Regions from separate parts of the Homo sapiens genome. Here region 1 is linked to region 2. The links are chromatin loops, found by intact Hi-C in ENCODE. Cell type or tissue: ovary. All regions are shown on one strand. Each heading gives the region's core, and the rest is flanking DNA. Links, peaks and the distances in the headings are about the cores only.

What was found. Hi-C counts contacts between places; a loop is a spot of excess contacts. Peaks named below come from ENCODE experiments on the same cell type or tissue, not always from the same donor. Only the 100,000 strongest peaks of a DNase experiment are listed, where the experiment ranks them.
Region 1: it touches region 2 in a loop (6-fold over the local background); 2 of 110 quality-filtered maps call a loop at or near these places.

Annotation. Positions count from the first base shown.
Region 1 is chr6:45,607,936-45,623,144 of GRCh38, reverse strand. No RefSeq gene overlaps it. Among named protein-coding and RNA genes, the nearest start is that of RUNX2-AS1, 39 kb to the right of the region's middle. In ovary, for the core only: no CTCF peak of the experiment used is centred there; a DNase peak (open chromatin) is centred at 9,294.
Region 2 is chr6:45,669,307-45,684,515 of GRCh38, reverse strand. No RefSeq gene overlaps it. Among named protein-coding and RNA genes, the nearest start is that of RUNX2-AS1, 100 kb to the right of the region's middle. RefSeq lists enhancers at 2,585-2,634, 6,565-6,684, 6,695-6,754. In ovary, for the core only: no CTCF peak of the experiment used is centred there; a DNase peak (open chromatin) is centred at 6,794.

The sequences.
Region 1 (15,209 bases), core at 2,325-10,324, 60 kb after region 2:
ATCCATATACTAAGTGCCTGGTACATGGTAGAGACCCAAAAACTATTTCTTGAATTAATGAATGAATGACATTGTTGAGTGGATGGATGAATGAATGAGTGGGGATGCAGTTAAGTGGCACAACCATTAAGCTAATGTTGGCTCCAGAATGTGACTCTCTTAGAGAAAGCTGTGTGGTAGTAATCCTACATGTTTTGTTTTATGAAAGAAAGTATAAAATAGAAGATTTGCCCATGACTTTAATCCATTTTGTATTCCTATTTGGTTCTAAAAACATAAATCCCCCTTTCAATTCATTGCTTTGTGTAGAAGAGCCCTGGATCCATTTGAGAAGAGCTGGATTCAATCCTGATTCAGTCATTTCCAGGTACATGATCTTGGATGAGACATGTGACTGGCCTGAATCTGAATTTCCTCATTGGTAAAATGAAGCTAAAATAACTTCTTTCTCAAAGGCTGTTGAGAATTAAATGACATGCTATATACAAAGGCACTTGGAATTGTAAAATATGATGTAAATGTGGATGGTAGACGGTAATGCTTTCTCACAAAATATGGAAAGTGTTCTCCTTTTGAAAAGTAGATACTTGATGAATTAGAAGGAAGTAGAGACTGCAGTCAGGACTATCTCTAGAGCATTATTTTTTGAAACTGTGGGACTTTACCTCTTAGTGGGTCATAAAATCAATTTGATTTAAAACCAATTATTTTTGGCCGGGTGCAGTGGCTCACGCCTATAATCCCAGCACTTTGGGAGGCCGAGGCAGGCGGATCACGAGTTCAGGGGATCAAGACCATCCTGGCCAACATGGCGAAACCCTGTCTCTACTAAAATACAAAAAAAATTAGCCAGGCATGGTGGCATGTGCCTGTAGTCCCAGCTACTTGGGAGGCTGAGGCAGGGGAATCGCTTGAACCCAGGAGGTGGAGGTTGCAGTGAGCTGAGATCATGCCACTGCACTCCAGCCTGGGCAACAGAGCAAGACTCCATCTGAAAAAAAAAAAACACAAAAAACACTATTTTTTTGCAGTAAGTGAGAAAAGAATAGAAAACATCAAGATATTTCATAAAATCTTTAATGTTGTGGATGCGTTTCTAATGTCATAATTTAGTAATGAAGTAAATTTGTCACTGTGGATCATGGTTAAAAGGTTTGAAAACTACTACTTCAAAAGAATCTATTATTACAGTGTTAATTTTGGTCACCAAAGCCTGAACTAGATTGGAAGTATGAGAAAATACTCACACCATTTTTCCACTGCTCTCACTCCACAATGATCAACACAGAAGACTTCTGTGACCAAATGCATGAGGATTTTTCTTCACATACCAAGCAAGCCATCAATTTTGCAGTGGACAGTGGCTGGGTGTCCTCTAATTTAATTCAGTTCTGACACTATCTATCTGGAGATAGCATCAGATCCCATACGTTGAGGACTCAGTCCCATAAGACTGTCCACCTTTCAGATGCCTGTTGCAAATTCAGGCCTCTGGAACTTCTGATCGACTGACTTCAAGTTGGAGTTCCCGTGACTCCCAGTTTTGGCTTGATTAGTTTGCTAGAGTGGCTCACAGAACTCAGTGAAACACTTACATTTACTGGTTTATTATAAAGGATATTACAAAGGATACAGATGAAGAAATGTGTACTGCAAGGTATGAGGGACATGGAGCTTCCATGCCCTCCCTGAGCATGCCACCATTCAGGGACTTCCACATGTTCCAATATCCCAGAAGCTCCCCAAACCTTGTCCTTTTGGGTTTTTATAAAGGCTTCATTGTACAGGCATGATTGATCAAACCATTGGCCACTGGTGATCAACTTCACCTTCAACCCCTCTCCCCGGAGGTGTGGGGGTTGGGCTGGTCACCAGAAAGACCAAGGGTCCCAACCCTCTAATCATGCCTTTGTCTTTCTGGTGACCAGCCCCCATCCTCAAGCTAACTAGGGGTTGCCAGCTATTGGTCAATCATTAGCATACAAAGATTTATCGCTTTAGAGATGCTAAGGATTTTAGGAGTTTTATGCCAGGAAACGGTAGAAGACTAAATATATATTTCACAATATCACAATGAAAGAAAGAAGAACAATAATAACTATTATTATTAGCTCATATTATTATTATTATATAATCATCATAATAAGTCTATGTGGTAAGTTGTCTCTTACCCTAGTTTTTAAGAGGGTTAAAACAGGTCCAAGGTCACACAGCAAATAAGTAGCAGAGCCTGGTTCCAACCCAACTTTTATTTTTTGTTTCTCTCTCTACTCCAGATCCTACAGTCCTATCACTAGACTATCTGCTTCACCTCTGAAAGAATTGAAGAAGGTGGGAAGCCAAGGAAAGAAAAGGTCAATATTGACATCAAGGCTTCAGTGCTGAGTAACTGAAAGAATCCCTGTACAAATGTCCAAAGTGGGCACATCAGCAGAGTGAGTTGGTTTGAGCAGGGGAATGGGAAAAACCTGAATTTAAAATGATGGATTGACACCCAACTATCTAATTTTCAAGTCAAAAGAGAACCTCAAGCCCTTGGTAGACATCACTGGCATTTCAGAAGACCCAAAACCCCTCTGGGTTTGTGTATCTTGGGATCAGAACCAACACTTGTGTAAAGGAGCACTTTCTACACCCCAGAGTGGCTGCAAGTGCTTGTGAACGGCAGCGCCCACCTCAGCATGGCGCCAACATCCTAGTAACACATTTGGTTTGTGAAGGCCATCAGCCCTTCCCTGTTTGCACACCTTCTTGCCTCCTCCAAATTGTAGTCTTCCACTCAGAGGTCAAAGAACATGCTAAAAAGTCATTTCCTGTTTTGCAGCTGCAGTCTCTGAAGGCCTCTCAAATCTCCTCCAACCCTGTCCCTTGCCAGGTTGAAAAGAATGCAGTGAACCCATCACTTGCCTTTATAATCAGATCTTCTACATAGCTCATCTAAATTTCTCTCATGACAATGTGAGCCCCAGTGCTTTCAGAAGTTGTGGGCACCAGATGGGCTGTGGCCTTCTGAGTAAGCGCTGACCAAGGGCAACCACAGGCTAACCATCTGAACTGAAAGTTAATCTTATGAGAACAGTGAACATTAAGGCTTACATGTCAGTGAGGAGTTAACAACATGGCAAAAACACATTACACATTATTACACCGACACTGGTGTGAAGAGACTTAAGCTGTGGGTTCTGGAGTCAGAAAAATAAACAACAAGAACAAAATATGTAAATGGCTGAGCTGTCAACCTAGGCTGCTCTGTAACATTTATGATTAGTCTTTATGGTAGGTCGATTTGTGGTCCCCGGAAAGATATCCATGCCCTACTTCCAAGAACCTGTGGATGTTACCTTAAATGGCAAAAAATAACTGCAAATCTTAAGGATTCTTGAGATGGGGAGATTATCCTGCATTACCTGGGTGGGCCCTGCGTGTAATCACACGTCCCTAAGTATAATCACACATGTCCTGTAAGACAGAGGCAGAAGAGATTTGACACACACAGAAGAGAAGAAGGCGATGTGATCGCAGAGGCAGAGACGGGAATGATGTGGTCAAAGCCAAAGAATGACAGCAGCCACCCGGAGCTGGAAGAGACAAGGAACAGATTCTCCCCGGGAGCCTCCGGAGAGCGTGTGGTTATGCTGACACCTGGATTTCAGCAGAGGGATGCTGATGTCAGACTTCTGGCCTCCAAAACTATGAGGAATACATTTCTACTGTTCAAGCCACTGTTTGTGTAATTCGTTATGGCAGCCATAGGAAACTAATACAGTCTGGAACATAGAGATGTGAAAATGCCAAGCACAATAATGGTATTAGCAGATACAAATAAACAAACAGCGCTGGTAATCAAGCCCAATGTTCTTCTCTGTAGGCATTTACCCCAGAGGGCATCTGAGATGAAGAAATGTTTGTTTCTTCCCTGCATGCCTTTCTTCATCTCTGTCCTCCTTCATATGCCTTCTATTTTCTCATCCCCCTTTAAAAAAAAATCTAGTATGTAAGGCATAGAAAAAGGAGCACCAGCTTTGGAGCCTCACTTCAAATTCCACTACTGCCTATTCACTGAGAAAACTTAGGCTAGTCCTGTGACCTCTCTCAGTTTTCCCGTCTGCAAGTGGGGACAATGCCACCTACTTTTTAGGGTTTTTGTGAAAAGCAAAGGAGATAAACCATGTAAATCTTGATACAGTCGGTTTATATCATGTACTCATTTACCTTGCAAATTGAACTTTCCATATTTGTTGGGGGCATTGGAGAGAAAATTAGAGAAAAATAGAATTAGCAAAATAAATAAGCAGTGCTGGTAATTAAGCCCAGTGTTTGTCTCTATAGGCATTTACCCCAGAGGACATATAAGATGAATAATATAATCTACTGTTTCATCTGTGACTTCAGGCCTCAGGTGCTTCTGCTGAGTGCAAGTCCAACATTCAAAGATATATTTCTCATATAGCATGGTTTCTAAACACAAGACAACTTTTTCATCTGATACTTTACATGGTGCCTTCTATGGTATTTTTGCCAATAATTTTAGCATGCGTGGTGTGCACTGCATAGCTGACTGCAGAAGGTGGACCCAGGCACAATGCGGCTCCACTGTAGTGCCTGGTCATTATCCTTCTGCACAGGTATGCCCTGAGCTTACCCAAACCCCTCATTCCCACACTGAGCTAACTCTTACCAAGCTCCCACAAGCACCAAAGGCTACTGGCCTACTGGTCTTTCAGCAGCCATGGAGCTCTGGAACAATTATCCTGCTTGTATCTTATCTTCAGTCCATAAATTTAATGCAAGTTGCAAAGGTGCCACCAAGGGGCCTAATGATCCCCAAAAGTTTGGGAAATGTAGAAAGCACTAAAAATTCATGAGATCCATCAAATACCAAGTTATCTCAATAACTTTCTGGCCCTCAGCAATTTCCTCAAAAAAAAAAAAAATGACCTGCATATTTAGAGAACAGTGGTCTTCCTACAGTGTTCTCCCACCACTTCAAAAGTGATTTTTAAAATTGCGGCAGAACTTATTGCTAAACAGCCACATCCACATCCAACAGCTTTTTGGGAGGTTATAAAACAAACAGGCAGCTCTTTTGGAGTCATAACATAGCAAAAACCTAGTCATACCACTGAAAAGAGGAAACCTGAAATTTGCCCTACCAGTCTTAAAATGGGAATCTCTCAGGGAAAAGAAAAAGGGGAGGGGGAAGCTTTCTGGCTTCTTTAAATATCTTCCTGTATTTAATTTCACAGAAAACCAAGCTTCTGGCCCTACCATGCCTTCAGCCTTCTCATTACCTCCAGCAATTTACATTGCATCTTTTTTGAACTCTGAGTTCCCGGACAGAGTTGAATGTGGTGTGGCAAATTAGTGAATCATAAAAATTAGAGCTGGAAAAGGCTTCTGGGGTCATAGGGTTATCCTCTGCCAATTCTAGATGGTTCTCTGTGGTTTATTCCTGAGTGCTTTGTTCAAACTGGTTTTAAGTCAACAATACATCTCACAGGGAGGGGAGAAAGCGAATAATAACAAAAAAGTCTGTTGCCCTTCCGTTTCCCTAGCCAGCCCAATCCAGGAGAGGGAAGCCTAGGGCCACTGACTGGAGAAAGAGGGATGAATCATGGGATATGAGGGCTGGAAGGGACTTCAGAAGGTATCTAGTCCAACATTAAATTTTACAAAGAAGGAAGGGAGGTTCAGGGAGTTTAATGCACAGTGCCACAAGGATTACTTGAGACCTATGTCAATGAAAGCAGGGCCTGGCACATCAAAGGAACTTGACAAATATTGGTTCCATTTCCCTCATCAGATCATCTTCTGCCTTTGTATTGGAGTTTGTTGTTTACACACATTAAATGATATCTTGTGAATTCCTTGAGGGTGGGGACTCTATTTTATTTATGTCTCCCACAGCACCTAGATCTGTGCCTTGCATAGAAAGAATGGCTCAGGAGATGCTAGTCATGTTGAATTATGTTTCAACAAAAATGGTCTCTATTCCTTACACAGATCTCACTAGCTTATATCCATGTTTGTGCTTGCCCCCATCTCCCAGATCTTGGAATAATGGCTGTACATTACAGGAAGTGGGGTTTAGGGTCAACGTGAGCAGGACCTTCCATGGACTACACCTGAAAGGAATTGGGCTGCCACGGCAGGTATCAGGCAGAGCTGAACACTTGGGCAGAGACAAAAAGGAGGGGACATGGGCATCCAAATTAGGTTAGAGTATTGACCTCTGAGGTCCCATTCCACCTTCAAGTTTTTAGACCCTGTGATATAAAAGAGCTTTATTTCCAAATGCACATAAGGTTTCAACTAGTTGAATCCCTTAAAAGTCAAAGCCCTCTCAAGACAGATCCCCACAGTCTCTCACCCTTATAAATCAAAGACATCAAAATATGACTCCAACTGTGAGCAAGGGGTAAGAAGGGTCCCCAAAGTTTTCTCCCAAATGCACCTCTTGATCTAGCTTAGAGACTTCAAAAGTTATCCTCTTAATACACTTTTTAAAACCTCATTTAACATAGTCAAAAGTGGAATTAGTTCTGTGAGTTAGTTTGGCAGAGAGACGAAATCACATCAAATCCATATTCATTATAGACATCCCAAATGTCAACTATGAGGATGGATGGGAGCTCTTGTGTAGGAGGAAGAGTAGCTCAAGAGAAACACTCCAGGGTTTACAGAGATCTGCCTTTTGCCTTCCTGTTTCACCTCCTTTTAATTGATTCATCCCCAAACACTGGAAGACTCATCCATTCCAACCAAAACTCTTTCATTCTTAATACCTCTCTTCCTACTTTTAGCACTAGCCAGTTATGTCTAAATGTGCCCTTGAAGACATTTGAAAATTCTTATATGTTGTTTTAAATTTTAACTTTTTTAAAACAGGGAGTGTCATTGTAGAAAAATTAGAAAATGCAGGTAAGCAAAAGAAAACCCTCACCTTCTAGAGAGAATTCTATGAATATCTAACATGTAAGTTTTCAAGCCTTCTTTCTCCTCCTATCCTCTAGAACAATGGGAAAGAGGGTAGTTAGAGAATAACTGTATAACCTAGACCAGTGGTCCCCAACCTTTTTGGCACCAGGGACCAGTTTCATGGACAACAATTTTTCCACAGACAGAGCTGAGTGGGGAGCATGAGATTCTCATAAAGAGCGCACAACCTACATCCCTCACATGGGCAGTTCACAATAGGGTTCGGGATCCTATGAGAATCTAATGCTGACAGTAATCCAACAGGAGGTGGAGCTCAGGCAGGGATGCTCACTCACCTCCTGCTGTGCAGCCTGGTTCCTAACAGGCCATGACCAATACTGGTCCGTGGCCCAGGGCTTAGGGATTCATGACCTAGACCACACTGAGAGTCGGCTGTACCTGCTAGCTCTTGACTTCACTCTTGAACTCTGAATGTGGAATAGTCCAGAGTAGAGGTGAATGGAAAAAAAAACTACAGGAACAATGCAGGCTGTTTTACACAAAAGCATCCTCTTGTGAGTGGGGACAGGGAAAAGGGACAGGGATAGGATTTATTCAGACTTTCAATCACTGTAATCATAACAACCATTTATTCAACATTTATAATGTGTCAGGCATCCCTCATCTCAATGAGTTCACACCTCCTGGAGCTTTCCTAGGGGTGTGCTGGTGAAGGGTTAGCATCTGGCAAATCTTGGATGAAAGCCCTGGCTTTTAGCATTTACCATTTCCTGTGGTGTAAATACCCCTACCAATTTCAAGCTATGACACCAAGTCGGGAAGAGATGCTCAAGAGTATGAAATCATATAGTATTTCCACCATTCAGATGGAATAGCCATCAATAACCTCAAAAGCATAGATAATAGTGAAATGCAGTAACAGAATTTGGATATGGTGAGTTTTGAATATTTTGTATGTTTTCAATATAATTTGTTCAGTGGAAAGTTTGTATAACTTAATTCTTATTAATGTCTGTATTTAACAACTGGCTTGCAAAATTCCTGAAAAGTTTAAGCTTTTGTGGAGCCAGCATCAGCCAACTCCATTGCACCACTGAGCCCTCCTCATCACCTCTTACTCATCTTGCTGTGTAAATACAACCTGACTCATGAGCTTTTGTTTTACCTGAACTTAGGTTTTGTTTTTATGTTTTTGTTTTCCTTTTTGTAGAGAACCGAGTCTCACTATATTGCCCAGGCAGGTCTCGAACTCCTGGGCTCAAGCTATCCTCTGCCTCCCTAAGAGCTGGGATTACAGGCCTGAGCCACCATGCCCAGCAGATTTTGTTTTAATCTTTTCCATCTTCAAGATGTTTTGCTTCTCCTCCCCCTCCTCTGATTTTGGCTTTCTGCAACAGGAGAGGTTATGGTGGAGAAGAGAAGCTGATGTCCAGAGGGAAGGACTTTCCCATTCAATAAAGATTTTAAGAAAGGGGAAGTGTTAAAGCAAGAAATGTGATGCGTGATTAAAAGTGGTGCTCTCCAATACGGCAGCCACTAGCCACAAGTTGTTGCTGAGCACTTAAAGTGTGGGTAGTTTCAATTGAGATGTGCTATAACTATAAACCACACACCAGATTTTTGAAGGCTTAGTTCAAAAATATATAAAATATCTAATGAATAATTTTATATCAACTAATTATGAAGATGATAATATTTTATATATGCTGAGTTTAAAAATATATTATAAAATTAATTTCATCTGCTTATTTTTACTTTTTAAAATACATTGACCGGGTGAGGTGGCTCACATCTGTAATCCCAGCACTTTGGAAGTCCAAGGCAGAAGGATCATTTGAGCCCAGGAGTTCAGCCTGGGCAACATACGGAGACCCCGTCTCTACAAAAAATAAAAAATTAGCCAGGCATGGCGGTGCATGCCTGTGGTCCCAGTTACTTGGGAGGCTGAGGTGGGAGGATCACTTGAGCCCAGGAGGTCGAGGCTACAGTGAACCATAATTATGCCGCTGCACTCCAGCCTGAGCAACAGAGTGAAACCCTGTCTCAAAAAAACAAGTAAATAAAAAATAAAATACATCTACTAGAAAATTTTAAATTATATATATGGCTTACATTTGCTTTCTACTGAACAGCACTGCTATGGAGAGTTAACAGAGATCAAGGGACTTTTGCTAGAGACGGCATTTTTGATGATTTAATCCCACGTTTCTCAAGCTGGAGGCGTGGTTTCTGAAACTTGCTGGCTTGGTGGGAAGGTTTATTCCCATAGAGTCTTTCAGGAACTCAGGCTGACCCTGATTTATTTAGTGCTGACGATTGGGTGCACTGTGAACAAGAACCAGCATGTGCTGGCGCAGCACTAACAGAACACTGCTGCTCGTTCACGCCATCTGACTTCCTCACTGCATTACTGTCCCTAAAACCAGCAGCACTAAACTGCATCTAATGAGAAACTCCTGAAAACAGCTGGAGTCAAGTTATATCCCCGAGCTGTTATTAAACACGTGCCATGTGCTGGCCCTGAGCTGGGGCTATGACAGAGTAGGGTTCAAGCTTACAAAAGAAATAGCCCCACAAATACATGGCCAATTGATTTCTGAAATAGGTGCAAAAGCTTTTTAGAGGAGAAAGGAAATTCTTCCCCATAAATGTTGCTGGAACAATTAGATACTCACATGCCAAAAAATGGAATTCCATCCATTCTTCAAACCATATACTAAAATTAACTCAAAATGGCTTATAGACCTAAAACTTTAAAACTTTTGAAGAAAAAAATGGGAAAAATACTTGTGATTTTGTGGTTAGGCAAAGATTTCTTAGATATGATACCAAAAGCACATCCATACAAGAAGAAAAATTATAAATTGGACTTTATCAAAATTAAGAAATTTTGCTCTTCAAAAGATACCATTACAAAATGGATAAAACAAGCCACAGACTAGAAGGAAATATCTGTAAGTCACATAGCTGATTTGAAAAAAAGACCTGTGTCTAGAATATACAAAGAACTCTCAGAACTAAATGATAACAAAGCAAACAACCCAATATGAAATTGGGCAAATGATTTTAAAAGACACCTCACCAAAGAAGATACACAGATGAAAAGGTGCCAGTCCTTATTAGGAAAATGTACATTAAGGACACAATGCAACTTAAAATCATAATCAGATACCACTAACTATTAGATACTTATTAGCATGTCTAAAATTAAAAAGACTGACCATAACAAGTGTTGACAAGGATATGGAGGAACTGAAGCTCTCATACAATGCTGGGTGGGAAGGTACAATAGTACAACCACTTTGAAAAGTAGTTTGACACTTTCTTAAAAAGTTAAATACAAAAAAATACACAACTACCACATAATTCATTCCACTTGTAGGTATTTACCTAAGAAAGATGCAAGTGTATGTCCACAGAAAGACTTGTACATGAATGCTGATTGCAGCTTCGTTTGTAATAGCCCAAAACTGAAAACGACCAAAGTGTTTGTCAATGGGTGAATGAATAAACAGGTGTCAAATACCTGTCCAGTGGAATAATACTCAGCAGTAAAGAGGAATGAACTATATAGATGTAACAACATAGTTGAATCTCTGAATAATTACACTGAGTGAAAGAAGCCAGACCAAAAAATAATACTTATTCTGTGATTCCAGTTATATAAAATCCTAGAAAAGGCAAACTAATCTATAGTGACAGAAAGCAGATCAGTGATTGTTTAGGGATGAAGGAGGAATCAAGGAGGACCAGGAGGGAGAAATTATAAAAGGCCACAAGGAACCCTTTTGGGGTGATGGATATGTTCATTAGCTTGATTGTGGTGATGGTTTCAAGGGTAGATATACATGTCAAAACTTTTTAAATTGTACACATTAAAAATTTGTAGTTTATTGTAAATTATACTTCAAAAAAGTATAAAGCATAGCCCCTCTCCTTGGGGAGCTTTCAATAGACAGTGTATAATCAAGATTCACCATGGCTTTCCCTGTATTTATGGAGATTGTGGGAGGGAGTCTCATGCCTGCCTCTCCCCCACCTCCCCCATTAAGCACTGCTGCTGCAGCAAAGACTCTGCTAAGAATCCTAACAAGTAAACAAGAGTGAATCCATTTAGAATCTGGTCCCATCTGGCCCAAGCCAGGGCCAGACCCCAATAACCTTCCCACCTCTCATGCCCCATTCCCATGTGGACTCCGTCTTGCTTCCTTGTCCGAGTGCCCAGTGAGGAGCTCTATTCTCAGCTACTCAGGTTGAAAAATTCGTGCTTAAAAAATACTTGTGCTATTTCTTTCAAAAAGACCTGGATTTTTTATAGACTGGCAGAATAAAAAAACTCAAAATGCTTCATGTCTAGAAAGGACATTTCAGGCTCTGTTGAAGCTTGGGGGACCTTACCACCACATGGACAATCTCCTGCAATCACTTACCTTCTGCATGTGCATGGCACATGTTCAAAGTTGGAGACCTTTACCCTCTGGTTATTGGCCTGCTGGTAGAGGGAAGCCGAGCTAATCTCTCACCTCCCTTCTAATTCAACACTCAGAAAGGGCAGGTAGTAGAAGAGCCCTGGAGTCATTGCTGCCTGTTGGAAGCTCAGTCATGCTGGTCTCCACTGAAGTTGTACCTGCAATGGTGAGTTCCAGGCTGAGAAATGAGGGATAAACTCAGTGTCCTATGAAAACACATTTCAATGAGACTATGCCTGCCAACGGGTGGCTCGAGGTCTCCCTGCAGCAGAGTCCTTCTTCCCTCCAGGTAATAATACCTGGGCCAGGTTAGCTTTAGGTGGGGTTAGAGGACAACCTGGACCTTGTCTCAGAGCCACCTGCTTTCTAAGATGGCACAGATGGGCCCTGCAAGAGGGCCTCTTTAAAGTCCCCCTCACCCAGTGCTGGCTGAGCCCCAGGTCAGAATCCAGTCAGATAAACAAAGCAACAGTACTGTTTCTAGACAGGTTTTAATTCTTCTGTGATTCTTTGGAAAACTTAACATAGGATCAAGAAATCTCAGTTGGAGGAACAGTAGAAATATTCTAGCCTGACTGCCTTACTGACACATAAATCTCTACTCCATCGTACCTGAGAAGTGGCTGTCTATTCCTCACCTGAATGCTTCCTCTGACAGAGTTTTATTTTAAAACAAGCTCTAATTGTTAGAAACTTCTTCCTTATATGTACAGCTGTGAAAAAGAATGAGGAAGTTCTCTCTGTACTGATGTGGAAAAATCTCCAAGATATACTATCAAGTTAAAAAAAAAAAAAAGGCCAGGTGCTGAACAATATGTCTAATATACTAGCTTTGGAACTTAAAAAATAAGAAAAATAAGAATTGACGTTCACATTTGCATATATAATATATGCATTTTAAAACTCTGATAAAATACAGATGAAATATAAAAATAATGGTTGAATACTGGAGAAAGGGGAGAACTAAGCAGAGAAAAATGAGAGCTAAGACATTTGTGAAATTGATTGTATGCCAGCAACTGTTCTAAGTACTTTATGTGGATGTACTCATTTAATTCTCACAACGATCCTATTAGATAAGTACCATTATTATCCCCATTTTTCAGATGAGGAAGCTAAGGTTCAGAGAAGTTAAGTAACTTGCCAAAGGCCACACAGCTAAGAAGTAGCAGGACTGGGACAAACTGAGGCAGCACAGCTTTCAGAGACTACACTCTTAAGGACCATCACAAACTGTCCCTACTAGAGTACAAGGGTGGGAGGGAGGCTTTGTCCTGTATTTGTCTTTATGCTTTTTGTTAGTTAGGTTGGTTGGTTGGTTAGTTGGTTCATTATTTATGTATTTATTTATTTGGTTGGTTAGTTGGTGGGTTGGTTTGGTTGGTTGGTTGGGTTTTGAACCATGTGAATGTATGCTATATTTAATAAGAATTTCTCTGGCTGCTGTCAGGAGACAAGGTTAAAAGCTGGGGGACCAGTCTGAACAACCACAACAAAAAACTGCTTTCCTGCTTTTTTGTCATAGGTTGGTTCTCTGGGCAGCGATCAGATCCTGCTAAATGAACCCTTTCCAGGAAGGAAAAGAACATTTTCAAGTCTGTCTGCTGATCCCTGGATGCCCCAGGCTTTCATACTTGTCACCATGCTGGTTAGTCTTCCCCAGATACACCCTGGGACCTCATTGCCCTCTTAAGGTGGGGTCCCAAATCCAGCCCAGTTCTTCAGCACTAGTCTAGCCAATGTGACTATTACCTCCTTGTTTTGAGAACTGCATTTCTACTAATGCAGCCTGTTTGCACTTGGAGTTTCCAGAGTCCTCATTTCTGTGTTGCCATTAACTGCAACGTCCAACACTCACCCTCATGTGCTCCTGCCTATTCAGCTCCTCCCCATTCCTGACTGGTACAGTTGTTTCTGAGCCCATGACTGGGACATTAAATCTCTCCCCATTAAACTTTAGCTTGTTAGCCCATTTGATCTATTGTTCCAGCCTGGCTCAGTTGAATCCTGACACCATTTTCCAAAATAGTCAAGATCCTTCCCAGCCTCATGTAAGACAAGTATTAATTATTCCCATTTGGCTGTTAAGGACACTTAGCCCCAGAGAGGGGACATGCCTAACATCTCACAAATTGTGCCAGGGGAGGAACGAACCAAGGGCTCTTGACCTCCACTCAGTGCCTGTTCCAGGAAGTCCTGGTGTTGTACTAGGTCCACAGCCCGGGCCTGCCAGAAGAATTCCATCCTGCAGGCACTATGGCTCAGGACTGCATCCCAGGGTCCAGCACTGACACCTTCAATAGGAGCTGGACAAAGGGAGTGCACTAAGGCAGACTCATACTCAAGCTTCACAGGCAAGAAGGAAGGCCGTCATGTGCATGGCACATGTTCAAAGTTGGCTGGTGATTATAGCAGCTTAAAACATCATGTTCTAGATGAGTTGCTGGGGGTTTTCTGAAGCGTGTGCCGAAATCAGAGATGCCATGGGGATGACATCTTCCTTATCTGTGAAGTGATGTGATGTGGAGTTACTCAACGAGCAATCCCCAGAGACCACAAACCAAGAAACTGATCCAGGAATTCCACTCTTGTTCTTCCGCCAGATGTGCAGGTTGAAGTGTGTTTCCACACTCCACATGTCTTCTCTCCCAGAGACGAGGTCAGACAGCTATTTCAAAGATGGGTTAAAAAAAAAAAAAAAGGGAGGGCATTGCCTACCTAATCCACAGACTGGTCACATGTCTGATTTGGCAAAATGGGTGAACAAAGTGAAAACAGGGCAATTTCCCAGGATCCAATAATTTGTGGTCATGAAGACACCAGAAAACATGGCAGGGGAGACAGAGAACCACGACTGGGCTGATCCGCGTGCTCCGGGACCGCCATCTATGGGAAAAGCCAAGAAAGCAAAGCACAAGGAGCAACAGGTGCCTCCTAGAGAACTGAAAATGCCTTTGAGATGAGGTGATGCTGGGTTGAGGAGAAGTGAGCCAATCAGATTTGTTGAAAGCCAGCCCTCAGTAAAGGTCATGGCAGGACACACCTCAACATCTCAAATTAAGTCTCAGATGCCATCAGGAACTCCGGCTTGACTAGATAGGAGTGGAATTTAAAATGAAAGCTTTCTAACCCGGAAACCAAAACGTGGTCTCTAATTCTGACCCTGCCTTATTGTAGTGGTTTTTGAACATCCTATGACCAATGTGTGCCTCAGTAACCCCCGTTTTCAAGGTGACTTGTTGGGAGGGTAAGAGGCAGAATAAAAGAGATGATGAAATCCACCCTGCCAGCCTCACTGGTGTCCTATAAATTCAGAGACGATAACATCAGGACATTCTTCTGAATTACTTAAAGAATGACAGAGAATAAATAGGATTCTTTATGACTGCTATTATGATGAAATTCATAAAATTTCCTGTGGGGGTGTTTTCTGAAATCCTGAAACACAATTTCATTCTCAACTATGTAACAGTTTTCACCTTGTCAAAATTCTTAACAGAAAGTCCCCAGGACCCCGTCATGGGAAATTAAACCCCTGGAGAAGTAGAAAAGCTACTAGAATATGTCCTTCTGACCCCAAACCAGGAGTAGGTTAGTGCGGGAAGATGTTTCGAGTATGTTCAGTTGTGAACTGGGTGCAGCTGGCACCCCTTAACGGATAAAACTGGTTCCAAGAATGAGTCATACTGATTATACCCTTGGGACATCATTCATAAATATCATCTGTCCCCAAAGACTTCCAAAACACAGGAGTCATGGCAAAACACACACACATATATACATGTAAGCAAGACTTCTAAC
Region 2 (15,209 bases), core at 3,546-11,545:
TAATTACAAGCAAGAGTGAAAAATGTAGGGGAGTCAATGGAACAACTGGTGAATACCAGTGTCTTTGCTACACCTGCACTAATGACAAATAATTTACAGTTTAGGAAAATGCATGACAAAGAACAAAGAGCTTAAAATCAAACAAGCCTGGGCTCAAATCCAAACTTTGTTACTTGCCACCTATATGACTTTGAGCAGTTTGGAACCCATTTCCTTATATTTCAAATGGGGGTATTATGGAACCTACCTTACAGTTTTGCTGTAAGGATTATATGAGATAATAAGTATAAATCTGACACATAATTGCTTAATAAATGGTAGCTGTTTATTATTTTTCTCTTCTCTTAACTTTGAAACTGCTGATTCACTTCTGTGAATATTCTGTGGCAACTTGCGAGAAAAAATTTAAGTGTCTGTCACACTCACCAGCTCCCACCTGAGAAACACTTTATTGCTACTAAAACCTGATTAAACTGAGCTTCAAAAAAGAAGCAGTCATCTGAGAGGTTATTCACCGTCAAATAAGCCTCTTGTACTCTGCTCTGGGCATCAAGGACCAGGGTTCCCGCTGTACCATAGAGGACCTGTGTGCAAATTAGAAAAAAAAGCCCTTCCTCTTGATGTAGAATAATCCCATTGGCCCTACTGCTTGATAAGTGTGGATTTCACTCACTCCTCAGCCTGGTACCCTTGGGCAGTGACCAACCTGCACAACTGTACCCACTGGTCTGCCAGGGATATATAAACAAAAACATCTAGTCATGCTCTTGAGGAGGCCACCAGAAAGCTCTGGGGAGACAGACTTATAACCAATTGACTTCACTCCACTTTAGAGCAGAAAGGAGAGAGCAGACAATTTTGTGGGCACAAAAGGCAACAAGTTACCCTTTATTCCTTTTCTCTCTTCCTATAAACAAGACTGTCCTGGACTGTGGTGACTTTCTGTCTTGGTTGGTCCATTCAGAGTCAAAAAGACTCAGTGTCTTTGGTCTCGCTGAGTAAAGGCTGGTCACAGTCCAAAGTACAGAAGTTCAATCATTATAGTTAGGTCTAATTGAGACACACATCCAATCCTTCCTCAGGAATCCTGAATAACCCATTTTCAAGTCCCCCCCACCAATCTCTTTGACTAACAGGTTGTTTTACTTTGGACAAAGTTAAACCTTTCCTTGCCTCAGTTTCCCCCAATACAGAATGGACATGGGGTACTAATCAAATGTGTATTGAGGGGAATCTATTAGGAATACTGTAAACTTTCAAAAATATAAACCGACATAAATGCATGGAAGTCATTGTTCTTTTATGTATGGATTAATGTACTTGCATAGTAATTCACAATGATATTTTATGTGAAATATCTTTATTTGTTCTAAGCAGTTTCTTCAAATAAGGATAAAATAGGCTCTAGAGTGTAGTATTAAGAATTACAATGGGCCAGGCATGGTGGCTCACACCTGTAATCCCAGCACTTTGGGAGGCCAAGGCAGGTGGATCACCTGAGGTCGGGAGTTCAAGACCAGCCTCACCAACATGGAGAAACTTAATCTCTACTAAAAAAACAAAATTAACTGGGTGTGGTGGCAAATGCCTGTAATCCCAGCTACCCGGGAGGCTGAGACAGGAGAATCCCTTGAACCCAGGAGGCGGAGGTTGCAGTGAGCTGAGACCGCACCATTGCAATCCAGCCTGGGCATCACAGTGAGACTCTGTCACAAATAAAAAAAAGAAGAAAATGAATTACAATGAACTGCAAGTAAAAGAATTAAAAAAAAAAAAAAAAAAAACAGTGGCATAATTAGTTGAGAAGTCTTATTTTTTTCACATGTAGCTAGAAGTGAAAAAGGAGGCAGCCCATGGCTGGTACTGTAGTCATACCATCAGAGACCCAAGCTCTTTCTGCTTTCCTCTCAATCATTCTCAGCTTGTGCTGGCTCCTTGGGGCCATAATATTTTCCAGCATCAGATTTTTATTCCAGAAAGGAAGAAGGAGAAGGGCAAAAGGACTCCCCATCCTCCTTCAAGGAACTACTCAATATTTCACTTGCTTCTCATTGGCCAAAGGAATGTCACATGACAACTCCTTTCTACAAAGGAAGCCAGAGAATGTAGGTTTTTAGCTGGGCATGTGGTTCTGGCAGTAAGAAAAAGCAGGAGAGTGGATATTGGGTAGACACCTAACAATGTTCAGATGTATTTGTGACAAGTTGATTGAAACAAGGGGAAAAGGAGTGATTAAAAAAAAAAAAAAAGCATATGAGGCAATTCCCTAAATCAGTCATCTACTTCCACAATAATGCTCCCTCGCAGTAAAAAAACCTCAGGGACATGCAACAGTAAACATCTAGGGTCAGCTGGAGGTCAGCTAAGTGGCTCTGCTAATTTTGGCTGGGCTTACTCATATGTGTGAGAGTCGGCTGGCAGTTGGCTGATCTAGACTGGCTTTGACTGGAGCAACAGAGATGGCTCAGCTCTGCTGCTCAGTTTCTCTTCCTCCAGCCGGCTAGCTTGAGCGTGTTGTCATGGCAATGGCAGATACACAAGACAGCAAAAGGAAACACACACAGTCTCTGAAGTTCTATATGTGGAACTGATACTTACACTTTACCTTGTTGGCCAAAACAGGTCCATGATTAGGCTCAGAAACAGCATTGGACAGCAATACAGATGTGTATGGTGAAGGACATAGATACAGGAGGGATGAATAATTAGGGTCATTTCTACACTCTGCCATATCCCCTCTCTATAGATTCTTAGACCTAGTAGCTAAAAGAGGCATTAAGTGGTTAAAAAGGATTCTCTAGAAAGCAGAGTTTATCACATTCACATTCACTCAAAGATCTGCTGTTTAAAGAGTCATGTCCCAGCAGTATGATTGCATGTTTTAAAATTATAAAAATAATATCCTAGATATTTAGAACACCAACACCACGTTTTTGGGAATAACACCCTAAAGGAAGAATTTTCTTTAGATTATTAAAACTTTACAATATTGTTTCCAATTTTTTATTTTGATAAAATACACATAACTTAAAATTTAACCTCTTAAAGATTTTTCAGGGTGTATAGTTCCAGTGGTTTTAATACCTTCATTCATAATGTTGTATAAATATCACCACCACCCATCTTCAGAACTTTTTCCATCTTGTAAAATTGGAATTATTTACCCATTAAACAATAACTCTCAATTGCCCCCATCCCCTGGCAACCACCATCTCTATTATTTTGAATAGTAATTGGCAGATTTAGATTAGATCTAGTAATTTTATACTCAAATAATTACCTCATATAAGTGGAATCATACAGTATTTGTCTTTTTGTGACTGTCTTATTTAACTTAGCATAATGTCCTCAAGGTTCATCCATGTTGTATCCTGTGTGAGAATTTCCTTCCTTTTTAAGGCTGAATAATTTTCCATTGAATGTACATACCATTTTGTTTATTCATTCTTCTGTAGAGGAACACTTGGGTTGTGTCTGCATTTTAGCTATCATGAACAATGCTGCTATGAACATAAGTGTACAAATATCTCTTTGAGATCTTTCTTTCAATTCTTTTTGGTATAGACCTATTAGGTTGGTGCAAAAGTAATCGTGGATTTTGCTATTTCTTTTAATGGCAACAATCGCAATTACTTTTGCACCAACCTATAGATGCAAAATTGCTGAATCCTATGGTAATTCTATTCTTAATTTTTTGAAGAATCATCATACTGTTTTCCACAGTAGCTGTACCATTTTACATTCCCACCAACAGGGCACAAGAGTTCCAAATCCTGTGTATCCTCATTAATACTTGCTTTTTGCTATGGTGTTTTGATAGTAGCCATCCTATTTGGTGTGAGTGTTACCTCATTACGGTTTTGATTTGCGTTTCCCTAATGTTTGGTGATGTTGAGCCTCTTTTCATGTGTTTATTGGTTATTTGTATATTTTCTTAGGAGAAATGCCTTTTTTTTTTTTTTTTTTTGAGACTGAGTCTCACTCTGTCACCCAGGCTGGAGTGCAGTGGTGCGATATCGGCTCACTACAAACTCCACCTCCCAGGTTCATGCCATTCTCCCACCTCAGCCTCCCGAGTAGCTGGGACTACAGGTGCCCACCACCACGCACAGCTAATTTTGTTTTTGTATATTTAATAGAGACGGGGTTTCACCATATTAGCCAGGATTGTTGCAATCTCCTGACCTCATGATCCGCCCACCTCAGCCTCCCAAAGTGCTGGGATTACAGGTGTGAGCCACCACACTTGGCCCAGAAATGCCCATTTTTAAATTAGGCTCTTTGTTTTTGAATTTTAGTTCTTTATATATGCTGGATATTAATCCCTTATCAGATGCATGATTTATACATATCTGCTCGCATTCTGAGAGTTACCTTTTTACTTTGTTGATGATCACATTATTTCTTACAGCTAATTTTGAGGGTGGATTGTCTTCCCAGAAAATGGGGAGAAATAATGTCTCAATTTTTTAAAGGTAGAAGACCCAGGATGAATAAAGTTTCAGGTCTAAGAGGAAAAATATAAATTCTTAAGCTATAGAAATGGTCCTTCACCTGATTTTGTACCTCACAGTAATGTAAAACTGAACCTGTTTCAAAGCCACCTTTTCTGTACAGTGCTGCTATTGTGCTGTGGGTGGTACAAATTTAGCCAACCCTACAAAATCCACTTCCCTAGACACATTCTGCAAGGTTTCTGTGACCGCTAGTGGTAAAGCACCACAATGGTGCTCATCAGTCAAACATCACTGCCGGTAGTCTCATTCCTCCTGGAGGCACACACTGAAAGAGAGAACTTTTCCTCTGGGGTCCTGTGCTTATGTGTTCATGGTCTTGTAAGTCACAGCAAAGAGAGAGAAAAACACAGGAGAAAATGAAAATGTCCACAGGAAACAGCCAACTGTACAGAGACAGTGCTTTGGGAAAACCTAAATGGGACTTTATTTCTTTACAGGGGGAAAGAACAAGAATGCAGTCAGCTCAGGTTTATACCAGGATAAAGTGAAATGGGTGGAAAGATGTGTGAGTTCTACCTTAGGTAAGTTGGCACCCCTCAGTTTCCCCAAATGAGCAGGTGGAACTGGGTGAGCCTGCGGTTCCTTCCAGTCTTTATAGTCTGTGTTTGGGGAAAACCAGGAGGCCACCAGCACAGAATATTTGCGTGGGGCCATGTGTGTGTCCTCCCCAAAGGGGAGAAGATAGCAGGGAAGCTCAGCGTCGGGGTGACCAGGAAATAGTGAGAGCTCCCAGCCCAGGAGAGCAGGCCCCTAACAACGAGCCCTTATGAGGGGCAGGTACATGTACACAGTGTGTCCCTGAAATGAGCTGTCAAAAGGAGGGGAAAGAGTACCCTGAGGGTGTGTTTTGGAGAGGAGAGTGGTAGAGAAGGGGGATTCAGAAAACAAACTTTGCTTTGGAACTCCAGAGGAATAAGGACAGGGAATGCCCTCCAAGTACACGTGGACAACATTCACAGCAGATACCCTCAGCTCCCAGATCCAAAGAGGGTAACCATGTCCAACAGGGATGACCAGGTGGCATTTCTAAACCTCATGTGCAGTTCTAAGAGGAGACTCCATTTTTTTTTTTTTTTTTTTTTTTTTTTGAGACGAAGTCTCACTCTATCGCCCAGGCTGGAGTGCAGTGGCATGATCTCGGCTCACTGAAACCTCTGCTGCCTGGGTTCAAGCAATTCTCCTGCTTCAACCTCCCGAGTAGCTGGGATTACAGGTGTCTGCCACCATGCCAGGCTAATTTTTGTATTTTTAGTAGAGATGGGGTTTCACCATCTTGACCAGGCTGGTCTTGAACACCTGACCTCATGATCCACCCGCCTCAGCCTCCCAAAGTGCTAGGATTACAGGTGAGAATCCATTATTATATTTAATATTTCAATGCAGGGACTCAGAGCCCTTAAACTGCTTGGACCTAAAAAACCATTCATGGACCACACATGACCTGATCACTCTTGTTCCCTTCCTGTATCTGTGACACAGACAACAAATGCCATCACTTCTCGGCCACAGGTGGAGACCCTGGCCAAGGATACATGACCAAGGATACACGACAGAGCTACAGATCAGTCCTGAACAGAAATGCAACAGAACAGCCTCTTGTTTCCTCAGCCACACTTCTAGACCGAATTTCCTGCCCTGAAATGCTGTCCACAGCCAGGCCAAGGAGCGGAAAAGAGAAGCCTTTTAAAATTAGCATACTAGCATATGGGGCGGTGGGAGGAGGGGGATGAAAAGAAGGATCTTGGAAGAGCTCCAGCTATTTTATTCCTGTTTTTTCATTCCAGTTTGGAGATCTGGGACACATTGATTCACAACTTTATAGTTCTTATTCAGCATTGATTTATGGGCTGACCAATCTGGGCCTAATCAGTCAGAGAAGGATTGGGGTTTTTTTGTCCAATAATGTTATATTTATGAGTCCATGAAGTGCACCGTGGCTGCAGCCCTGCCTGGAGTCAATAGAACAGAACTTCTAAGATCTCAGAGAAGGGGGTTCCCAGACCATTTTCTGCCCCCATATCATGCTTAAAGCTCCACTGTACATTAGAGGCCCCTGGTGTCATCTCACATTTAAACTCCAAACGGCTTGCCTGTAAATCTTCAACAACTGTGAACAGCTATGACAGTCTCGAATGTCCGTGGTTCTGTGCATCTGTCACTCTTATTTTCTTCTTTCCTTCTCTGACTGTGGAAGTAACTAACCCGCAGCTGGATGCTCACTGGATATTTCACAGCTGCGGAGACCAGGGCAGCGTTTGTTCACTCAGAGAAGCCCAGCCAGGGCTGTGCGGAGTTCAGCGGGTTATCATGTGCTTCCGGCTTGATCTGTGGTTATTCTGGTTCAGTGACTATAAAGAAATGAGCAGCCTGGCTAGACAGGAACTAGTTGAGAAGCCTGTCGTGGAGGGGAGGAAACAGAAATACTCAGATTGCAAGCATCTTTATGTTTTTCTTTGACGGGAAAGACATTTTCCCTGTCACACTCTTGGCAGCTGTCTGTTCTCAGCCTTCAACTCTGGTTAGCCCCAGCCGAGTCATTTATTTGCAGGACACCTCAGGCAACAGTGTCCCTGCCTCCCTGCCCTACCGTGGGTACCAGCAGTAAATGTCCATCACCAGCCTCGGCTCCCTAATTCACCTGACAAAGGATTCCACTGCTTGATTTATCCTGAGGAGAGAAAAATTCAGCAACAGCAAGAAACTTAGAAAAGCCATAGGCATCTGACAGACGAAGGAAGAAAGCTGCCAATTCTGCATTTCAGAGTCTGAGCCTATGAAGCCAACCAGATCTACCTATAAAGAGGGAGTCTTGAATGTCCTAGGAAGACTGCCAACCATTACTGGGTGAACAATCAGACAGGTCATCAAGTCAGGGATTGGCAAACTTTTTCTGGAAAGGGTCACATGGTTAAGTATTTCCAGCTTTGAGGTTACATACAGTCACTGTCACATCTTATTTTTTCACTACGACTTAAAAATGTAGGCTGGGCACGGTGGCTCACGCCTGTAATCCCAGCACTTTGGGAGGCTGAGGCAGGCAGATTACGAGGTCAGGAGATCGAGACCATTCTGGCTAACACAGTGAAACCCCATCTCCACTAAAAATACAAAAAAAAAAAAATTAGCTGGGCGTGGTGGCGGGTGCCTGTAATCCCAGCTACTTGGGAGGCTGAGGCAGGAGAATGGCGTGAACCTGGGAGGTGGAGCTTGCAGTGAGCCAAGATTGCGCCACTGTACTCCAGCCTGGACGACAGAGCGAGACTCCATCTCAAAAAAAAAAAGTAAAAGTCATTCTCAGTTCACAAGCTGTACAAGAGTAAGTCACTGGTCGTGGTTTGCTCACCACCCCTCACCCCAACCCGTGGTTTAGACAAACTAAAATTGTTTTTTATTTTAAATTTTGTATCCACTCCCACTGTGCATACATGCATGTGCATGAGCGTGTGGCCTGACAGCTCCAGGCAGTCCCAACGCGCCACACCTCACCTTCCTAGGGTAGAAGTAACACTGGGTAACTCACTCCAGAGAGCCAAGACGCGCTATAGCAGAAAGAACACAGGCTTCAGGAGACATGAGGATTCCTCCCAGCTCAGTGCTGCATCTGTTCTGTGCCCTGAGCCCGTCTCTTGCCCTTTGTGACCTTCCGAGATCCATTTGCAGGGTGAAGGGGGTCAGGCCAGATGATGTCCAAGCTCCCTCCCAAAAGCGATATTTCCTGTAGGCATCCCAAACCCATTTAGGACCAAATGAGGATGTCAGAGAAAGGAATGGATACAAATGTCTTCTATTTGTTCACTCTAGCTCAAAGCACAGCCAATTTTGAGGTGACCACCCCCCACATCAGAAAACCCCCTTTGGGAACAGAGTGGCTGGCACAAGCTCTGCTCAGAGAGACCTGGGAGGAATGCTTGTCAGCCTGGGGGTGCCAGCCACCCCTGCCATGCTCACCATGGAAACAAGCCGTGCGGCCCACACACCAGGCCAAGAATCTGGGCAGCTTGAAGGAGCCATGCCATTGTGGGCAGACACCGAGGCTCCCAGAAAACAAGCAAAGGCGAGGCCTGGAAGCTGTAGAGGAGACAGGTCATCATGACCTTCCCTCCCGGGCCACTGCCAGACTGGCCAGCAGACAGGTCTTCATCTCCATCCAGGCAGCCCAGGCATCCCTCAGGAAGTAAGAGACGGAGCTCACCGCTGCCAGCGTGGGCCCAGGGACTGCTCCCTCCATCAGCAAGTATTGGGTACCAGCTACACGCCTAGATGGTGTTGGGCATTATAGGGACAGGGTGGACAGGATACCGTGCCTGCTCTGGAAGGAATGGCTGGGTCGGAGAATTAACACCCTCCAGTGACCACGTGGGCAGCAGAAACTGTACCTTGTGCATTTTGAAAGAAGAAGCTGGAGCTGAGAGCCTTGAAAGATGTTCCTGGTGTCTCTCAGCAGGGGCTTTGCACGTGTACTTTATGGAAATGGTTTGAGCCCACGGGGCATCCTGCCAGCCACATCCATGAATGCAAAGGTTAGAGTCACCATGCTTGAGCAAAGGAGTAGTGGAGACCTTGCTTTGTAGGAGGCTTAGTAATAATTTGGTAGCAAGGGGAGGAGCCAAGGTGGCCGAATAGGAACAGCTCCGGTCTACAGCTCCCAGGGTGAGCTGTAGAAGACGGGTGATTTCTGCATTTCCATCTGAGGTACCGGGTGCATCTCACTAGGGAGTGCCAGACAGTGAGTGCAGGCCAGTGGGTGTGCGCACCGTGCGCGAGCCGAAGCAGGGCGAGGCATTGCCTCACCTGGGAAGCGCAAGGGGCCAGGGAGTTCCCTTTCCGAGTCAAAGAAAGGGGTGACGGACGCACCTGGAAAATCGGGTCACTCCCACCCGAATATTGCGCTTTTCAGACCGGCTTAAAAAACGGCGCACCAGGAGACTATATCCCACACCTGGCTCGGAGGGTCCTACGCCCACGGAGTCTCACTGATTGCTAGCACAGCAGTCTGAGATCAAACTGCAAGGCGGCAGCTAGGCTGGGGGAGGGGCGCCCGCCATTGCCCAGGCTTGCTTAGGTAAACAAAGCAGCCGGGAAGTTCGAACTGGGTGGAGCCCACCACAGCTCAAGGAGGCCTGCCTGCCACTGTAGGCCCCACCTCTGGGGGCAGGTCACAGACAAACAAAAAGACAGCAGTAACCTCTGCAGACTTAAATGTCCCTGTCTGACAGCTTTGAAGAGAGCAGTGGTTCTCCCAGCACACAGCTGGAGATCTGAGAACCGGCAGACTGCCTCCTCAAGTGGGTCCCTGACCCCTGACCCCCGAGCAGCCTAACTGGGAGGCACCCCCCAGCAGGGGCACACTGACACCTCACATGGCAGGGTACTCCAACAGACCTGCAGCTGAGGGTGCTGTCTGTTAGAAGGAAAACTAACAAACAGAAAGGACATCCACACCGAAAACTCATCTGTACATCACCATCATCAAAGACCAAAAGTAGATAAAACCACAAAGATGGGGAAAAAACAGAACAGAAAAACTGGAAACTCTAAAACGCAGAGTGTCTCTCCTCCTCCAAAGGAACGCAGTTCCTCACCAGCAACGGAACAAAGCTGGATGGAGAATGATTTTGACGAGCTGAGAGAAGAAGGCTTCAGACGATCAAATTACTCTGAGCTACGGGAGGACATTCAAACCAAAGGCAAAGAAGTTGAAAACTTTGAAAAAAATTTAGAAGAATGTATAACTAGAATAACCAATACAGAGAAGTGCTTAAAGGAGCTGATGGAGCTGAAAACCAAGGCTCGAGAACTACGTGAAGAATGCAGAAGCCTCGGGAGCCGATGCGATCAACTGGAAGAAAGGGTATCAGCAATGGAAGATGAAATGAATGAAATGAAGTGAGAAGGGAAGTTTAGAGAAAAAAGAATAAAAAGAAATGAGCAAAGCCTCCAAGAAATATGGGACTATGTGAAAAGACCAAATCTACGTCTGATTGGTGTACCTGAAAGTGATGGGGAGAATGGAACCAAGTTGGAAAACACTCTGCAGGATATTATCCAGGAGAACTTCCCCAATCTAGCAAGGCAGGCCAACGTTCAGATTCAGGAAATACAGAGAACACCACAAAGATACTCCTCGAGAAGAGCAACTCCAAGACACATAATTGTCAGATTCACCAAAGTTGAAATGAAGGAAAAAATGTTAAGGGCAGCCAGAGAGAAAGGTCGGGTTACCCTCAAAGGAAAGCCCATCAGACTAACAGCGGATCTCTCGGCAGAAACCCTACAAGCCAGAAGAGAGTGGGGGCCAATATTCAACATTCTTAAAGAAAAGAATTTTCAACCCAGAATTTCATATCCAGCCAAACTAAGCTTCATAAGTGAAGGAGAAATAAAATACTTTACATACAAGCAAATGCTGAGAGTTTTTGTCACCACCAGGCCTGCCCTAAAAGAGCTCCTGAAGGAAGCGCTAAACATGGAAAGGAACAACCGGTACCAGCCGCTGCAAAATCATGCCAAAATGTAAAGACCATCGAGACTAGGAAGAAACTGCATCAACTAACGAGCAAAATCACCAGCTAACATCATAATGACAGGATCAAATTCACACATAACATTATTAACTTTAAATGTAAATGGACTAAATTCTCCAATTAAAAGACACAGACTGGCAAATTGGATAAAGAGTCAAGATCCATCAGTGTGCTGTATTCAGGAAACACATCTCACGTGCAGAGACACACATAGGCTCAAAATAAAAGGATGGAGGAAGAACTACCAAGCAAATGGAAAACAAAAAAAGGCAGGGGTTGCAATCCTAGTCTCTGATAAAACAGACTTTAAACCAACAAAGATCAAAAGAGACAAAGAAGGCCATTACATCATGGTAAAGGGATCAATTCAACAAGAAGAGCTAACTATCCTAAATATATATGCACCCAATACAGGAGCACCCAGATTCATAAAGCAAGTCCTGAGTGACCTACAAAGAGACTTAGACTCCCACACATTAATAATGGGAGACTTTAACACCCCACTGTCAACATTAGACAGATCAACGAGACAGAAAGTCAACAAGGATACCCAGGAATTGAACTCAGCTCTGCACCAAGCGGACCTAATAGACATCTACAGAACTCTCCACCCCAAATCAACAGAATATACATTTTTTTCAGGACCACACCACACCTATTCCAAAATTGACCACATACTTGGAAGTAAAGCTCTCCTCAGCAAATGTAAAAGAACAGAAATTATAACAAACTATCTCTCAGACCACAGTGCAATCAAACTAGAACTCAAGATTAAGAATCCCACTCAAAGCCGCTCAACTACATGGAAACTGAACAATCTGCTCCTGAATGACTACTGGGTACATAACGAAATGAAGGCAGAAATAAAGATGTTCTTTGAAACCAATGAGAACAAAGACACAACATACCAGAATCTCTGGGACACATTCAAAGCAGTGTGTAGAGGGAAATTTATAGCACTATATGCCCACAAGAGAAAGCAGGAAAGATCCAAAATTGACACCCTAACATCACAATTAAAAGAACTAGAAAAGCAAGAGCAAACACATTCAAAAGCTAGCAGAAGGCAAGAAATAACTAAAATCAGAGCAGAACTGAAGGAAATAGAGACACAAAAAACCCTTCAAAAAATCAATGAATCCAGGAGCTGGTTTTTTGAAAGGATCAACAAAACTGATAGACCGCTAGCAAGACTAATAAAGAAAAAAAGAGAGAAGAATCAAATAGACACAATAAAAAATGATAAAGGGGATATCACCACCAATCCCACAGAAATACAAACTACCATCAGAGAATACTACAAACACCTCTACTCAAATAAACTAGAAAATCTAGAAGAAATGGATAAATTCCTCGACACATACACTCTCCCAAGACTAAACCAGGAAGAAGTTGAATCTCTGAATAGACCAATAACAGGAGCTGAAATTGTGGCAATAATCAATAGTTTACCAACCAAAAAGAGTCCAGGACCAGATGGATTCACAGCCGAATTCTACCAGAGGTACAAGGAGGAACTGGTACCATTCCTTCTGAAACTATTCCAATCAATAGAAAAAGAGGGAATCCTCCCTAACTCATTTTATGAGGCCAGCATCATTCTGATACCAAAGCCGGGCAGAGACACCACCAAAAAAGAGAATTTTAGACCAATATCCTTGATGAACATTGATGCAAAAATCCTCAATAAAATACTGGCAAACCGAATCCAGCAGCATATCAAAAAGCTTATCCACCATGATCAAGTGGGCTTCATCCCTGGGATGCAAGGCTTGTTCAATATACGCAAATCAATAAATGTAATCCAGCATATAAACAGAGCCAAAGACAAAAACCACATGATTATCTCAATAGATGCAGAAAAAGCCTTTGACAAAATTCAACAACGCTTCATGCTAAAAATGCTCAATAAATTAGGTATTGATGGGACATATTTCAAAATAATAAGAGCTATCTATGACAAACCCACAGCCAATATCATACTGAATGGGCAAAAACTGGAAGCATTCCCTTTGAAAACTGGCACAAGACAGGGATGCCCTCTCTCACCACTCCTATTCAACATAGTGTTGGAAGTTCTGGCCAGGGCAATTAGGCAGGAGAAGGAAATAAAGGGTATTCAATTAGGAAAAGAGGAAGTCAAATTGTCCCTGTTTGCAGACGACATGATTGTATATCTAGAAAACCCCATCGTCTCAGCCCAAAATCTCCTTAAGCTGAAAAGCAACTTCAGCAAAGTCTCAGGATACAAAATCAATGTACAAAAATCACAAGCATTCTTATACACCAATAACAGACAAACAGAGAGCCAAATCATGAGTGAACTCCCATTCACAATTGCTTCAAAGAGAATAAAATACCTAGGAATCCAACTTACAAGGGATGTGAAGGACCTCTTCAAGGAGAACTACAAACCACTGCTCAAGGAAATAAAAGAGGATACAAACAAATGGAAGAACATTCCATGCTCATGGGTAGGAAGAATCAATATCGTGAAAATGGCCATACTGCCCAAGGTAATTTACAGATTCAATGCCATCCCCATCAAGCTACCAATGACTTTCTTCACAGAATTGGAAAAAACTACTTTAAAGTTCATATGGAACCAAAAAAGAGCCCGCATTGCCAAATCAATCCTAAGCCAAAAGAACAAAGCTGGAGGCATCACACTACCTGACTTCAAACTATACTACAAGGCTACAGTAACCAAAACAGCATGGTACTGGTACCAAAACAGAGATATAGATCAATGGAACAGAACAGAGCCCTCAGAAATAACTCCGCATATCTGCAACTATCTGATCTTCGACAAACCTGAGAAAAACAAGCAATGGGGAAAGGATTCCCTATTTAATAAATGGTGCTGGGAAAACTGGCTAGCCATATGTAGGAAGCTGAAACTGGATCCCTTCCTTACACCTTATACAAAAATCAATTCAAGATGGATTAAAGATTTAAACGTTAGACCTAAAACCATAAAAACCCTAGAAGAAAACCTAGGCATTACCATTCAGGACATAGGCATGGGCAAGGACTTCATGTCCAAAACACCAAAAGCAATGGCAACAAAAGACAAAATTGACAAATGGGATCTAATTAAACTAAAGAGCTTCTGCACAGCAAAAGAAACTACCATCAGAGTGAACAGGCAACCTACAAAATGGGAGAAAATTTTCGCAACCTACTCATCTGACAAAGGGCTAATATCCAGAATCTACAATGAACTCAAACAAATTTACAAGAATAAAACAAACAACCCCATCAAAAAGTGGGTGAAGGACATGAACAGACACTTCTCAAAAGACGACATTTATGCAGCCAAAAAACACATGAAAAAATGCTCATCATCACTGGCCATCAGAGAAATGCAAATCAAAACCACTGTGAGATACCATCTCACACCAGTTAGAATGGCAATCATTAAAAAGTGAGGAAACAACAGGTGCTGGAGAGGATGCGGAGAAATAGGAACACTTTTACACTGTTGGTGGGACTGTAAACTGGTTCAACCATTGTGGAAGTCAGTGTGGCGATTCCTCAGGGATCTAGAACTAGAAATACCATTTGACCCAGCCATCCCATTACTGGGTATATACCCAAATGACTATAAAGCATGCTGCTACAAAGACACATGCACATGTATGTTTATTGCGGCATTATTCACAACAGCAAAGACTTGGAACCAACCCAGATGTCCAACAATGATAGACTGGATTAAGAAAATGTGGCACATATACACCATGGAATACTATGCAGCCATAAAAAATGATGAGTTCATGTCCTTTGTAGGGACATGGATGAAATTGGAAATCATCATTCTCAGTAAACTATCGCAAGAACAAAAAACCAAACACCACATATTCTCACTCATAGGTGGGAATTGAACATTGAGATCACATGGACACAGGAAGGGGAATATCATACTCTGGGGACTGTGGTGGGGTGGGGGGAGGGGGGAGGGATAGCATTGGGAGATATACCTAATGCCAGATGACGAGTTAGTGGGTGTAGCGCACCAGCATGGCACATGTATACATATGTAACTAACCTGCACAAGGTGCACATGTACCCTAAAACTTAAAGTATAATAAAAAAAAAAGCTTCACAATTATAAAAAAAAATAATAATAATGATAATTTGGTAGCAAATGCCCTTGGACCTTGGGATA